Regions from separate parts of the Homo sapiens genome. Here region 2 is linked to region 1. Evidence: chromatin contacts called from ENCODE Hi-C or POLR2A ChIA-PET data. All regions are on one chromosome and are shown on one strand. Each heading gives the region's core, a stretch centred on a gene start or an enhancer-like site at or near the end of the contact. The rest is flanking DNA. Distances are from core to core; before and after follow the strand shown. Region 1 holds the start of H3-3A-DT (H3-3A divergent transcript). Region 2 holds the start of CDC42BPA (CDC42 binding protein kinase alpha).

Region 1 (3,978 bases), core at 309-2,808:
TGATCCAATTTATTTAATTAAAGCAGTAATTAGAAATGTCTGTAAACATTCCATCCACAAACAAGTCAAAAGAAAAAAGGCACAAACCACTGGAAGGTCGAGTCAAATTACAGCAAAAAAAAGGTCTTACTCCCCCCCACTTTGGCTGCCCCCCCTTCGTCTGACTGTTGATGGATTGCTGTAAATATCTGAAAATATTCTTGGTTTTGCATCTTTACAGTTATGTTGACAAAAAGGCGTCTCGAAAAAACAAGAGAGGAACAACAGCTACCACCAGCGAGCATTCTACAAAGCCCCGTCCTCGCGTCCAGTCCTCACAGGCTTCGCAGTGAAATAAAAAGTGCCCCGCACCCAGGCTTTAATTAACGCACGACATCCGCCGACCGGTCCACCCCAAGCACCACATAAACTTTTGGTTTTGCCTCCTTCGGGTCCCTCGGCACAGGGTCCCCCAACCTGCCCGCCTCGCTCCCAGCGCCTCGAGCAGGAACCAACTCGGCTCCCCGACCAGAACAAAATGGAAACAATCGCAAAACGTATCCGATTCCGTTCCAAAGAGACAAAACACCAAATCGCTCGAAAATACCCCTATCCCCTGCCACGTGCCGCCCTCCAAAATGCAAAAGTTTTTTTTGCATTTCAAATGCATCAAGTTTCCGCCTCTCCAAAAAAGGGAAAAAAACGTCCCTCTTTTAAAAATTCTTGCTTTTTTGAAATGGGGAAGAGAGAAACGGGGGAAAAAATATGGTCGGTGACCAGAGAAGAGAGACAAGATGGTGAAGCTTAGCAACAACTGTGGGGAGGCAGCAAAAAGCGAGTTACCCCAGGGTGCGAAGCGGCGGCGATTTCCACCCCTTTCCCGCTCGAAAACTGGGGGCTGGGGCCCGGGGGCGGTAGTTAAGAGGCCCGCGCGGGTCATGGTGAAGGTTTGGGGTCCGGGGAAGGGGCGGCGGGCGGGATTTCACCGAAGAAAGAGGAGCCAGGGGCGCGGGGAGGAGGAGGGAGAGCAGGCTCGGCGCCGCGGCGGTTGCTGCTGTTGGGCTGAGGCGGCGAGAGACGGGGGAGCCGCCGCCGCCAGAGGGAACAGGGAAACTCGCTCCTCACCTCCATTTCTGGGCCAAAAAGTTTGTGGGCTAAGCCGGAGGGGCTATGGGTCCCCTCCCGGCACCGCCAGGGCCCGGCTCGGGGCTGACGGCAAGCGGGGCTCGGTTCCGGGGAAGCGGGCAGACGGGGAAACTTACCCCCCTTCTCCTTCGGCTGGAGCTCGGCGAGCGAGAGGCGGCGCTGGCGTTGGAGAGCGACGGCGGCGCGGCGGCGGCTGCGAACACAATTGAAAGATGGCTGACACCGAGGCTATCCCCCAACACACGCCGCCCCGCCCCCGCGCCGCGCGCCAGCCAATCACACACAATGGAGGGAAGGCTCGGCCCCGCCCCCATAGCTCCTCTCGCGCCCCGCCCCCGCCCTTCCCCCCGCGCGCCCGTTCGCTGGCGCGCGCTCGCCCCTCCCCCGCGCGCCGCCCGCTCCCTCCTCCAGGCCGCCTCGCGCCGTGTGTGTACAAACACAAAAGACACGCTGAGGGGCCGCCGGCTCCCGCCGAGACTGCCGCCCGCACCCGGCCAGCCCCCGCCCCCGGCCCTGCACTCCCATCCCGCTCCGTGTGCGCACGGCGTCGAACCCCCGAAGCCCGGGTTTGGGGCGCCCGGAGGGAAGTGGGGGGAGGGGAAGGCGGGCGGAGGCGCGGCGGGTGAACGCCCGGCCTGCGGGCGTCTCGGGCCGCGGCGGGGAGGGGAGGGAGGGGCTGCCCCCGCGCGGGCCCCGGCGCGCGCCCCCGAGGAGACCCGGGCGGCAGTGGGGGAGGAGGACGCGGTCGGCCGGGTCGCCGCGCCCCATTGGAAAACGCTCCCCAGCAGGAAGCTGGCAAATAGGAATCCAGCGTCCCGCGCCCGCTGTCGGACCTGGCCGCTGCGGCAGCGGGAGGGGCGGACCGACGGCCTCCTTCCCGCCTGCGCGCTCGGCCAAGTGCGGCCGGGTCCTGCGGGACCGGCCCGAGTCCGCCGTAGACAACTTGATCCGCTAAGACTCCTGGGCCGGCCGCCTGCGTGCAGGGCAGCCCCTCGCCGGTGTTGGCCTCCGGGATCAGGGGACGGGGCTCGCTCTCCTCCCGGGCCCGGGCCCCCGACGCAAGATGGCTGTGTCGCGTCGGCCTCTAAACAATGTGTGGAGCGCGCAGCTCCTGCACCAGGGCCTGGTGGCTTGTCCTGCCCGCCCGTGGGGGCCGTGTGATCTGTTTTCGGTAGGATTGCTTTGGAAAGGAATTGCCGAATATAGATAGTCAAATGTCCGCAGCTTCTGCATAGTTTAGAAGAGGCTGAAAACGGCAGAAAGAAGGCAAACGTGGTTTGGGAATTAGTACATATACCTGTTTTCCAATTCTCAGTAGCATAGGAAACGGACTTTTCATGGCCCAAGTTATCCTCACGACTTGTCAGTTGATTGGCTTTGGAACCTCTGAACCGTCCCTAGATGGTATTGACGCTTCACAACTGTGTGTAAAGGTTTTCAATGGAAGGGTCATGCAAATATCCCGTAGGGTAGTGAAGGAGGAAAATTTCATAAATGAAGGGCAGTAATTATTTGTAATCTGAAGATCTCACAAAGCGGCTTAGTGATAAACATTATCCCGAAACAGATACATGGAAATCAGATACGAGGGAAGAAATGGATTTGTCCAAGGTCACTTAAGTGAGGAAGAGACCTAGGAGAAACAAACAGACAAAAATCCAGGCCTCCCGTTTCATTATTATTTCATGAATGTTAAGTGTCCATGGTTGCTGTGCAGAACACATGCAATCTCTAATCCTATCCTAAAAGCACATATGCAATCAGCTTGGACCGAGCTGCCAGCAAAGAATTTCCTATAATTCAAGCCAAGATGAGTTATTTTGCTTGTTTTTTGTTTTGTTTTCAGGAAACCGAAATATTTATTGTTGGATTTATCCAGGAAGGCTGTTCTGCATTAGTTAAATGCATCATATCTTCAAGAAATGTTAAATGACATGGGTAATGTTTTCTTTGTATGCTGGATTTTTCAATAGCTTCTACTTCTTGGCTTTAAAAAATATTTCTAACCAAGGGTCAGACCATTTTAGGTAGAGTAATTATGATCTTAGATGATTTGAACTAACTCAGCTGTCTGTCCATTTGTGAAATGGGAATAATAATATTTATCTCTATGAAGTTAGGCCACAAATTCTTTCTAGTAGGTTCAAGTATTTAAGCACCTGGAGAGGTGACTGGTTACCCTCCTAGTGGCTTCAGGAAGTTTTCTCACTGAATGAATATTTATTGAGTGCCAACTCTGCTCAGCACAATTCAGGGGTGCTGGGAATGCAGCAGTGAATAACACAAGCAGTGTTCCTGCCCTCATGGGGCTTATGATCTCTGGAAGCACTGCTTTGCACAGGGAAGTAGCACCAGGAGGGGGTAAAGAAAGAGGGACTTTGGAGCCCCAAGATTGGCAAAAACTATAGCTAATGAGAGAGGTGAACTGTAGAGTCTAGATAATGGGGAAGGAGAGGTGCCAGAGCAAGAAGGGATTCTCACAGGGCCCTACGGGTCAGTCCTGAATTGGCTTTACTAGAACTCAGGCCCAGCACAATGGCTCACATCTGTAATCCCAGCGCTTTGGGAGGCCGAGGTGGGTGGATCACTTGAGATCAGGAGTTTGAGACCAACCTGGCCAACCTGGAGAAACCCTGTCTCTACTAAAAATAAAAATTAGCCGTCATGGTGGCACACGTCTGTAATCCTAGCTACTTGGGAGGCTGAAGTGGGAGGATTGCTTGAATTTGGGAGGTGGAGGTTGCAGTGAGCCGAAATTTTGCCACTGCACTTCAGCCTGGGCAACAGTAAGACTCCATCTCAGAAAAAAAAAAAAATAGAATTCTTGGGCTAATAATGGCCTCAACATTTGCA
Region 2 (3,888 bases), core at 752-3,251, 1.3 Mb before region 1:
TGCTCTCTACTTTCTAAATAATGTGGAAAGGGTTATTTAGCAACCATCAATACCCTGGACTGTGGGTGGTACCCAAGCGCTAATAGAATAGGTAAAGAACTGACAGCTTGACTCTTTTGTTAAAAAAAAAAAAAGTATCTACATCTCATATACTTCCATTGTCAATTAGCATTTAGTGAGACCTAACATGTTTTAGGTTCTCCTTTAAACTTCTTTCTAGTTATTTGTAAGTTGGAAAAGCAGGTATCTTGGAGCCATTTCTTTAGTTAACCGTACTTGAAAAAGCAGAAGAAATTGCTTCCTTCTTTGCTACCGCATCTTATGGTCAAATGAAACTGTTAAAATTGGCTTCACCATTAAAATCCATGTTGTTGAAGAATGTTTGTTGAACTGAAAAAATGTCCATAATATATTGCTAATTGCAAGCAAGAGGCTATAAAACTCTTTTATTATGTATCATTTTTGTTAAAGTGCATAGGAAAAAGACTTGAATAATAAACACCAAAATATTGCTTATTATCTGTGTTAGGATTAAACTTTTCTACTACTTTTAGAATTAGACAACACACACCCATATAAAGATGTCATGGCTGGAAATGACTGACCTTTTGTTTGAATCTAAGTATCATTCATGTCAAGACCGCATTGAAAATAATGCTGTTCTTAAGCCAGGCAAGTGTAGACGTTGTAGATTTCATAAAAGATTCACACTATTTCATGAATCACAACTTGAATCGACTTCTGTTAGCCTTCATTTTACGTCTAGGCCCTCATTTCTAATTCTTCCTCAGCTTCCATATTATCAAGATGTAAGATGCAATTGTGGACATGAACATAGAAACACAACCGCCTCACAGGTGTGGGGAAGGAATATAAAATAATTGTATTTTAGAGAACGACCATAAAGGAGATGGCAATTTTGAGAGAAAGTAACAGAACTGCAATGACCTAGTTTTGTGGTGTTAATTTAAATGTGGCATCTTCCATGAGAATTTTATAAAGGGAGCTCTCCTAAAACCGAGATTCACAAAAACCTGGAAGGGCCCTACAGGGATCAGGTGCCCTAGCTATTCAGCGATTTGCCTTTGCTTCCCTAATTCCTGCATTGTGCCACTGGGTTACAAGTGTGTGTGCGCATGCACACAGGGGTGTAGGTTTGATGACAGTGGTGAACTGCCTTGACTGCCTTCACAGGCTGAATCCCCCGCAGGCAGTAACCATGGCTAGGGAAAAACAGGCAGCCGCGAGGACAGTTCCGGAGGAGACAACACCAGGCTCCCGTAGGGAAACTTTTGGGAATGGAGATGGGGGATTCCATCCTTTGCGTGCAGACCCAAGACTTCGATGGTAGCTCGGACAAGTCTGTCATTGTTTTTGTCCTGGGAAATGACACACGAAGTGCTGTAATTAGACACCTAAGAAACGATTACTCTGGAGTGTGCGCGAACCGAATCTGGGGGGCCGGTGGGGAGCAGGTAAGGGGCTGAAAGGCACCGTCTCCTCCAGCTCTGTCGGAAGCCTAAAGCCCTCTGCTTCTGGGCGCCCTTAACAAACGCGCCAGACAGGTGATGTCTCCGAGGACGAGCAGGAGCCCCCCTTCGCGATCTGCACCAGAAGCCTCGGGGAGCCGGGGCCACGGCGCGGCGGTGGCGCAGTTCCCAGCCTGCGCCCAGTCCCGCCGCAGCTCCCGGCGCGGCCCGGTCATCCCGCCTCCATATGCTCCGCCACCGCCGCCCGGGCCTCCCTCAGCCCTCCCGCAGCTCCGCATTCCACGCTGCGGCAGCCGCAGCCTCGCCGCCTAGGCAGTCCACACCCCTCCCCTCGGGCTGGCGCAGCCACTCGGGCCCCGAGCCCGCGCCCCCTTGGGGGCCTCCGCTGGGCGCGCCGGCCGGACCCCGCCCGGCTTGGCCGCCGGCTGGGGCTGAGGCTCGGGCAGGGCGGGGGCGGGGAGTGGAGGGCGTGTGCGCGCGCGTGTGCCGGGGCCGGGGGGCCAGGCCGCCATATTGGATCCAGACTCGTCCGCAAGCCTCCGCCTCTGTGCGGCGGGACTGGAGGAGCCTCGCTGAGCCCAGGGCGCGAGCGCGAGAGGAGAGGGAAGGCGGGGGAGGGCTGGAAGGGAGAGGAAGGGAGTGGTTGGGAGCCGGGCTGCCGCAGCCTCTAGTCTCCTCAGCCGCGGAAGCGACCCCTCCTCCTGCGCCGGGCCGCCTCCCTCCTCGCTGTGGAAAGATGCCCTTAGCCCAGGGGTGTGAAGAAGGGGGAGAAGTAGCTGCCAGAGCCGCCCGCGCCGCCGCCGCAGCTGCTGCTGCTTGTGTCCTTTGAATTCAGAGAAGCACCCCCCCGCCTGGGGCGTCGGGAGCCTCCGGCGCGGCGGCCCGGTGCGGGTGTCGGGGAGACCGGGCTCTCTGCCCGGCGCGGCGCGGCGCGGCTCGGCCCACGAGCGACCACCGACATGGAGTGGGCTCGGGCGGCCAAGTAGCCGCTTCTCCGGAGCCCGGTGCCAGTGCCGCCCGCAGCCCGCCTTCCACCCCCGGCCGCGCCGCCGGTCAGGCCCTAGGGTGAAGCCGGGAGGAAAATGAAGAGTTTTCACCGGAATCCGTTGAAAATAGGACTGACTGCAAAGCCTTAAAGAAAGAAGGACCTCGGGAGGAGAAACGAAAAGCCGCCTCCGGGCAAGACTTGGCGTGCTCCGAGCCGAGGGGCTGCTTCAGGGACCTCGCCCCCTCCCTTTCCCGCTGGAGAAATTGCCGCTGATGCATTATCCAAGTGGTGGTTGGGAGGATTTGCAGCAACATTTTTGGTTTTCCCTCCCCCTTCTATGCATTCTGTTTTTTTCCTCCCTTTTCTGTTTTTCTTCTTCCCGGGAAGTGAATTGCTGATGCAAATCGGACTTTATTCATTAATGATGCAACCGGATTCGTTTCAGGATTACGTTGCACGAGTTGAATTTTGAATGAAGGAGAAGAGTTTTTTTTTTTTTTTTTAAAGAAGTGTTGACTCTCTAGTTCGTTGTACTTTTAATTATTATTTTATTTAAATATACGACTTAATTGTATTCTTTTAAAAATGCATTAAGTATATATTTTATGGTAATTTACCCTCAAAATATATGTATATGGGTGAAATTGAAGACGCTTCAGTTAAGTGAGGTTACTGGTGTGTTGGATGTTTAATTCAGCACCAGCATTGCATGACAGTTGTTTGAATAACAAGTGGTTTATTTTTAAAACCATACCTTTTAAAATTTAGGTTCAGATAATAGTAAAAGTCATCATAATAATTTAAAGGAAAACCAGCAGAAATCGAAGCAAACATGTCTGGAGAAGTGCGTTTGAGGCAGTTGGAGCAGTTTATTTTGGACGGGCCCGCTCAGACCAATGGGCAGTGCTTCAGTGTGGAGACATTACTGGATATACTCATCTGCCTTTATGATGAATGCAATAATTCTCCATTGAGAAGAGAGAAGAACATTCTCGAATACCTAGAATGGGGTAAGTTTGTAATTTTTAAAGAAACTGTTAATCTTTAGCTGGTCATTATGATTTAATTGGTATAGAGAGTTATGAGTAAACTCTACTCCGTTCAAAGAAAAAATACAATAAAAAAACAGACACTAGTTATTCAAGATTTTCCGCTAGTTTTTGGTAAATATTTTCCCAGGAGTAGAATTGTGCTGCTCAATTGTTGCCTTGATTTAAGGCCTAGCTAATGTGGAACTTGGCTATGAAGAACTTATGTTTTTAGGTCAACAGTAAGAGATTTTAAATCAATTCTGTGATGGGCAAAAGTGGATTATTGGTTACAGTTGCCTAATACATGGCACTATAATAGTCCTTCATTTGAAAGGTATTTATTGGTGGAAACATTCAGACTATGGAAATTATTCTCAAA

The links. A loop is a pair of places that touch in the nucleus more often than their neighbours do. ChIA-PET counts read pairs that join two places held with the same protein, here RNA polymerase II (POLR2A). Pooled maps may share reads with other maps.
Region 2: a pooled map shows a loop between it and region 1 (9-fold over the local background). The contact joins the promoter of CDC42BPA here to the promoter of H3-3A-DT in region 1. A Hi-C loop is called at or near these places in 6 of 50 pooled maps. POLR2A ChIA-PET finds 5 or more read pairs at or near these places in 2 of 52 experiments (MCF 10A and Panc1).

The regions. Positions count from the first base shown.
Region 1 is chr1:226,060,075-226,064,052 of GRCh38, reverse strand. It overlaps H3-3A-DT (H3-3A divergent transcript), which reads left to right and starts at 1,558. Exons shown (of 2, transcript NR_185887.1): 1 at 1,558-3,063. It overlaps H3-3A (H3.3 histone A), which reads right to left and starts at 1,337. Exons shown (of 4, transcript NM_002107.7): 1 at 1,242-1,337. RefSeq lists silencers at 929-998, 1,617-1,782, 1,369-2,218.
Region 2 is chr1:227,316,605-227,320,492 of GRCh38, reverse strand. It overlaps CDC42BPA (CDC42 binding protein kinase alpha), which reads left to right and starts at 2,001. Exons shown (of 37, transcript NM_001394014.1): 1 at 2,001-3,488. The coding sequence starts at 3,311. LOC124904531 (a long non-coding RNA gene) reads right to left here and starts at 1,901. Exons shown (of 2, transcript XR_007066911.1): 1 at 1,495-1,901; 2 at 432-1,379.